Regions from separate parts of the Homo sapiens genome. Here region 2 is linked to region 1. The links are chromatin contacts, found by Hi-C or POLR2A ChIA-PET in ENCODE. All regions are on one chromosome and are shown on one strand. The core of a region is the stretch at or near the end of the contact, and the rest is flanking DNA. Distances in the headings are between cores, read along the strand shown.

The links. A loop is a pair of places that touch in the nucleus more often than their neighbours do. ChIA-PET counts read pairs that join two places held with the same protein, here RNA polymerase II (POLR2A). Pooled maps may share reads with other maps.
Region 2: a map of posterior vena cava shows a loop between it and region 1 (14-fold over the local background). The contact joins two enhancer-like sites. A Hi-C loop is called at or near these places in 5 of 168 maps with a recorded cell type or tissue (Right ventricle myocardium inferior, heart right ventricle, posterior vena cava and 1 more) and 1 of 50 pooled maps. POLR2A ChIA-PET finds 5 or more read pairs at or near these places in 1 of 52 experiments (H1).

The regions. Positions count from the first base shown.
Region 1 is chr1:3,132,500-3,135,363 of GRCh38, reverse strand. All of the region lies in intron 1 of PRDM16 (PR/SET domain 16), which reads right to left. Among named protein-coding and RNA genes, the nearest start is that of MIR4251, 6.0 kb to the right of the region's middle. Within about 2 kb of position 1,508, at least 7 of the 41 ENCODE cell types and tissues checked have a DNase peak (open chromatin) inside an H3K27ac peak, as active enhancers do.
Region 2 is chr1:3,093,015-3,095,878 of GRCh38, reverse strand. The region is part of intron 1 of PRDM16 (PR/SET domain 16); the gene reads right to left. Among named protein-coding and RNA genes, the nearest start is that of PRDM16, 25 kb to the right of the region's middle. RefSeq lists an enhancer at 1-628. Within about 2 kb of position 1,443, at least 2 of the 41 ENCODE cell types and tissues checked have a DNase peak (open chromatin) inside an H3K27ac peak, as active enhancers do.

The DNA.
Region 1 (2,864 bases), core at 259-2,758:
TCGGTGTCTGCAAGGCAGGAAGAGCTGGGTACGATGAAGGGCCTCACGTGGCCCGCCCTGCCCCCACCGCAGACCTCCCTGAGGCCCCCTACCCTGCCCATGGGGCCACCATGGCCAGTCCAGCCCGAAGCCAAGGGGTGGTGGCGGAGCCTGGGGCCGACTGGGCTGACTCGGGTTCACTGGTGGGGACCAGGCTGGACTCTTGGAGCTGCCTTGCTGTTTCCTGGGGTGCTCCGCAGCCCCCCAAAATAAAGAGCGAGCTCCCGAGGAAAGTGCCCTTCCTTCCAGAAGCCCCTGACCCGGGGGTGGCACCTTCCAGAAGCCCCTGACCCGGGGGCAGCAGCACGCGGACCAGGAGGGCCTCCCAGGCCCAGCCTGCGGGTGGCCGGCAGCTCCCCGGCAGCTCCCCTACCAGGCCAGCAGCTCGGCCGTCTAATCCCCGGCTAATACCCGGCCCGATCCCCTCGCCGGGCTCTCAGGAGGTGGGCTCCCGGGTGTCCCACGCGGGTTCGGGTGGTCAGGCCCCTCTGCCAAACAAAAGGCCGCCTGTTTGCCGCCTCTGCCTCAGCTAGGCTTAAGGACATTTTTGTCATTTTTGACCAGCTAATGTCTTGGAAAAGAAAAATAAGTTGTCTAATCGCTTTAAGTTTAATCTTCACTTTCTGAACACTCTAGGTGCCGATGTTGACTTTTCTGGACCAATTAGGTCAAGGTCCTTCAAGCCGCCACGGTTAACTCCGGAGCTTTTCACGGTTCTTTTTCCTATTTCCCCTTCCAGGGGGAGGCGGGCTCCACGCGCCCTCGGAGTAGGTCTAAGCAGGACGGGGCTTCCCAGGAGTGCACAAGGGTGCGAGTTCTGATGCCAGAGGCTGTGCGGGAGGGGAGGGCAGGAGGGGGTGATGGGCATGAGCGTGGCCCCTCGGCCCCAACTTTGGGGGCATCTTCCTGACTTTGGGGGCATTGGCCCCCGCCCAGCCCATGCCCGTGCCATGCCTGCTGCCCAACTGTCCGTCCCCAGGCCTGCGTCTCCTCTGCTGTCCACGTCCTCTCTTCAAGAATCAAGCGGGGCACTATGTTCCAGGGAAGCTCCGTCCCCCAGCTGAATGGCGCTCCGGACAGCTCCACACAATCCCCTCTCTGTGGGAGCCTCTGTGTAGAGGCTTCCCCTTCCCACTGGACATCAGCGCCGGGAGGTGCTGATCTCCAAGGTCCCAGCAGGAGCCCAGAGGTGGTCCTGAGCCCAGGCCTCCTGCTCCCGACACAGCTGGACGGTTCTGAACCCAGGTCTCCCACTCGTGACACAACTGGACACGCTCCCTGAACTGGACGCGCTGCCTGACCTTTTTTCCCCAGTGCTTTGCAGTCTTGGGGGAGGAAAGTAAAACTCTAGCCTCCTTCTCACACGTGTGTGCTTTGGGGCTGCTCTCAGATGGCCCTATGTTTGTTTTGAGCAAGGCGAGGTCCAACTTCCTGGAGGCCGATCATTTCTCCTGGGGGAAGGGAGGAACTGACTTATGTTCAAAAATTGTGCACAAATTCCCGCGGCGAAAGGCCCCTTGCCTGCATACCCTTGGCTCCCAGCAGGCAGCACGGGCCACTTCATGGGGCTTTCTCCCTCACATGAAGGGGAGATGGAGGAGCTGGCTCGGGCCCAGCCTTGCCAGCCCCAGCTGAACCACTTCAGAGAGCCATTAACCTCTGCAAAACGGAGTGGACAACTTCCACGTGGCTTTCTGTAGAAATCAGATGGGACTGCAAGCAATGGCACGGCCCCTGCCAAGGTGGATCTTGGTAAGGAGGAGGGAAGGTCGCTGGGCATCATTTCTGTCAGGGGCGGCCGATTGGGGAGCAGTTCTGGACAGACCCTGCCCTCCTCTCCCCATCGTGCAGGACAGACAAGAGCCTGGGTATCATCTCCAGGTGGTTCCAGGGCTGTGGCTTCGGGAGGCCGAGCCCCATGGCTCTGCCCTCTGCTGAGAAGATCCCCTCTGAACACAGTCTTACAGGAACCTCCCCCAGGCCCACAGCCCCGAGGTGCCTCCCTCGCCCTGGGAGAGTCTGGCATGGTTTGCGGTGGGAAAAGCAACCCCTGGATTTTCCTGTAGGAGCCTCCAGAAGAGACATGGGCAGAGACCTCCCTGGTCTTCCTGCAGCTCCTGCCCTGGAACCTGAGTCTCCCAGGCATCTGACCAGCTGCACTCCACCACCAGAAGCCGGTTACCACCGTCCTTCGGGCTTTGTCCTGGAGGGTGCGGGGCTGGTGTGGACCACTCAGTCTGGCAGTGACCACCACCCAGTCAGAGGCACGGCAGAACGCACCTGCTGCACGGACGCTGTTTGAACTTCTTCAAAACGTGGTGCAGTGTTTCCTGAAGACATTTACCATCCTTGGCAGTTAAATACAGCACAGTGTCAATTACAGGTCCATCTTCTGTAAGTCTGGGACAGATTCACAGTATCTGTGTTTGCACGAGGCTGGGGTTCCGGGTGAGTGGACCGGCTGGATGGCCCTGCCCAGCCACCCTGACGAGGGCTTTTTATCTAACCCTGCCCCACCCAGTCCCCGGGGAATTCCTAATCAGATGTGTTCAAAAACTGCTGAACCAAATAAGGGTCACTTTACTTCCAACATAATTTCTATTTTAAATGAATCGTCTACTCTCTCTTGGGAGGCAGAGGTGTTGACTTCTCGGGCAACAGTATGAACCGGGTGGCTCTAGAACATTCTGGACCTCATGGGGGCTCCAGATCTGTCAGAGAGACCCCTCGGTAAGGAGGAAGGAAGGTAATGGGGGGTGGAGGGGAGAGCCATTTGGAGCAGTTGAAGAGCTCCCTCTGCATTCCAGGGACTCAGGGTGAGGAAC
Region 2 (2,864 bases), core at 194-2,693, 39 kb after region 1:
TGAGCATGAGGACCCGCACAGTGAGCTGTGATATGAGGCTCCCCTGGGGCACCCCAAGCAGCCCCCAGGGCATTCCAAGGGGCAGATGGACCCCCATACATCACCCCCAACTCCACAGAGTCATCTCCCACACTGACCCCTGCCCCCCTCAAATCCTACCCTCCTGGCCGAGGCCAGAGGCTGCCCACGGCACACACTGTGAGGCTGCGTCTTGGGGTGGCTGTGTCTCAGGGCAGCACAGGGGTCCCTAGGGCATCTGAAGGAGGAGACCGTCCTGTCAATCCTGTGGATGTGGAAGCTGAGTCCAGGGGGCACTAGGGAGGACCAGCAGCTGAGCCCGGCCCCCCATGAGGCACCACGCAGTGCTTGGGCTGCCCCGGGACACAGCCGCACAGGGCTGTGCTCCAGGTCCTATGGGTTTTCTGCCTTAGGAGTGCCCCCCACCCCAGGAGGGGGATACCACTGTCCATCTGACCCATGAGGGTAGGTCTGAGCCCATGACATCTGGCACCCCAGCGGCACCCAGCACCCCTGGAGACACACCGAGTTGTTTGCTACTCCACTTTCTCCGCAGCCCTCTTCTCGGCTACCTCCCTGGACAGCCCTGGGCCACCTCAACCCAGCTGCAGGGCTGCTGGCTGAGGCCTGGTCACCAAGTGCCAGCATGGTTTGGACTGGCGGTTGGGGAGGTGGAGCTCCAGCCTGGCTTTTCACGCACTGAGCTGGAGAGGGGCCTTCTCATCACAGGCAGGTGGGCAGGGCCCTGGGAGACCCCTGGCTGCTCGCCTGGGCCAGTGCCCCGTCAGGACAAGCCTGGCTCATCATCTCCCCAACCGGGGAGTAGGCCAGGGCAACAGAGCCGTCCCCTCCTGCTGGCTTCATCTCGCCCAGCACGGGCAATTCCCCCATGCAGCTGTGAGAAGGTCTCGGTCACGAGCACCGGGGTTCCGGGCTGTGTGGCTCCATCCACGTCGGAAAAGACCAGGAAGGAAGACACACCTGGCACTCATGCAGACCCCCTCCTTCCCACCCAGAGTCCCTCGGCAACCGCAGCAGGGACAAGGCCCCACCTCCCTGGCTGCAGGGAGTCCAGGGAGGCCGGGAAGCACCCGAAGGCCTTGCTCATTTAAGCAGGAACGGCGCAGCCACTGACACTGCTTGCTGGGCCGGTGCTCACAGAATGTCTGCGTGTTCTGTGAAAGGAGTCTGTTCACACCAATAAGCAAAACATATTCCTGGTCATCAGCATGAAAGTCACCTCCTCATCACAGCTCTCCAGGGCCCAGTGGAAGTGACGGCCAAGCTTTATAGCGTCCCGGCCCTGGCTCTGAACCTGCTGGGGGCTTAGAAGGGCAGCCATGTCTGCACTCCTGTGCCCAAACTGCCCTCTGAATGACCGGATCCTGATGCCAAGCTAACAGCTGCCAGTCCGGCATGAGCAGGCCTGAGACGGGCTGGGGCCACGGGCCAGCATTGACCTTGGGAGCCCACGTCTCTGCAGGGTGATGTGGCTGCACTTAACTCGAATTTACTTCCAAGTCGTTCCGCTCTGACAATTCCGTGGCTGCCCAAGGGGTGCTTAGGAGCCACCTGGGAGCTGTGGAGGCAGGGTGGGGATGGCGGGTGCCTGCTGCCTGTGCGCCCCCGTGCCACCAGCCACCTGTCTCCTCCGCGGCTCCAGGCCTGGGCGGCGAGAGTTCCCCTTTTCCTCCCCAGCTCTGCCCTGCGTGCCCCGCCCGCCTCTTGCCCTGCACACTCAGGTGTTTGTTTCTGGGTCACCAGCAGCCACAGACCACACTGGCTGCAGCCACCACTTTCCCCAGACCACGTTGCTGGCTGGTGCCACCACTTCTGCTCGGCACTTCCTGAAACACAGCAGCCTGACCACAGAATCGCAGAAGCCCACACACTCATGGCAACTTCTAAAAAATTCTCGGGGCTCAGGGAAATTTGTCAGGAACTCCTTCCTTGTCTCGCCTGCTCTCCGCCCGAGTGGGATGGGGTGCACAGGCCTGGCCCCACAGACCCCCGCACGTTCCCCCTCCTTCCCTGCGCTTCGGAGCTGGGCTACATTGGGCATTGCTCAGCCACAGCCAGGTGGGAGTGGGCGTTTGCCCTGAGCTCCTGCAGGCTAGCCTCATGCTGTCCACTCTCCGCTGCAGGGGTCCCTCCCTGCCCGGCTTTCACCCCTTTCCTAGGGTCTGCCCCTCCTTCTCACCACGACCACAGCATGCAGCCTCCGAGAACTCATGTGAACCCCACAATCTAAGGGGCCCACAGGCACTGCGACCTCAGCCTTCACGACCAGACACACAGTGGAGATGCCGGGGGTCCCAGGGCGCCCAGAGGCAGAGAGCACACAACCTGTGGCATTTGGGCTCTCATTCCCCACTTGATTCCAGGGCCCCCAAAGTCTGGAGAAACAGTCAATCAATTCTGGAAGAGGACTCTTCATGGGCAGATGGTTTCTGACCGAGTCCCAGCTGCACCCCAGTCTGACCATGTTGCACCCTGGCTGTACAGAAATGTGGAGGGCAGACTGCCCCGGTGCTACCAAACATCGCAACGTTGGACAGTACCCAGGCTCAGGCCCCAGCATGGAGCTAGCCTGGGCTCTGCTCTGACATCGGGCTAGCCTGGGCTTTACCTCTGAAATAGGGGTAGCCTGGGCTCTCCTGACATCAGCCAGCCTGGGCCCTTCAAGAGATTTGGGTGAGGAAAACAGTATGAAGGGGTGAGAATTCCTCTTCTCACCACTTCTCACTTCTCAGCCAGGTCAGGAGAAGCGGTCAGCTCAGGGAAGTTACTATTGAGGGCGGTCAGCCAGGGCTGGCCCCATGTTCCTGGCTTTACAGGAGTTGGAC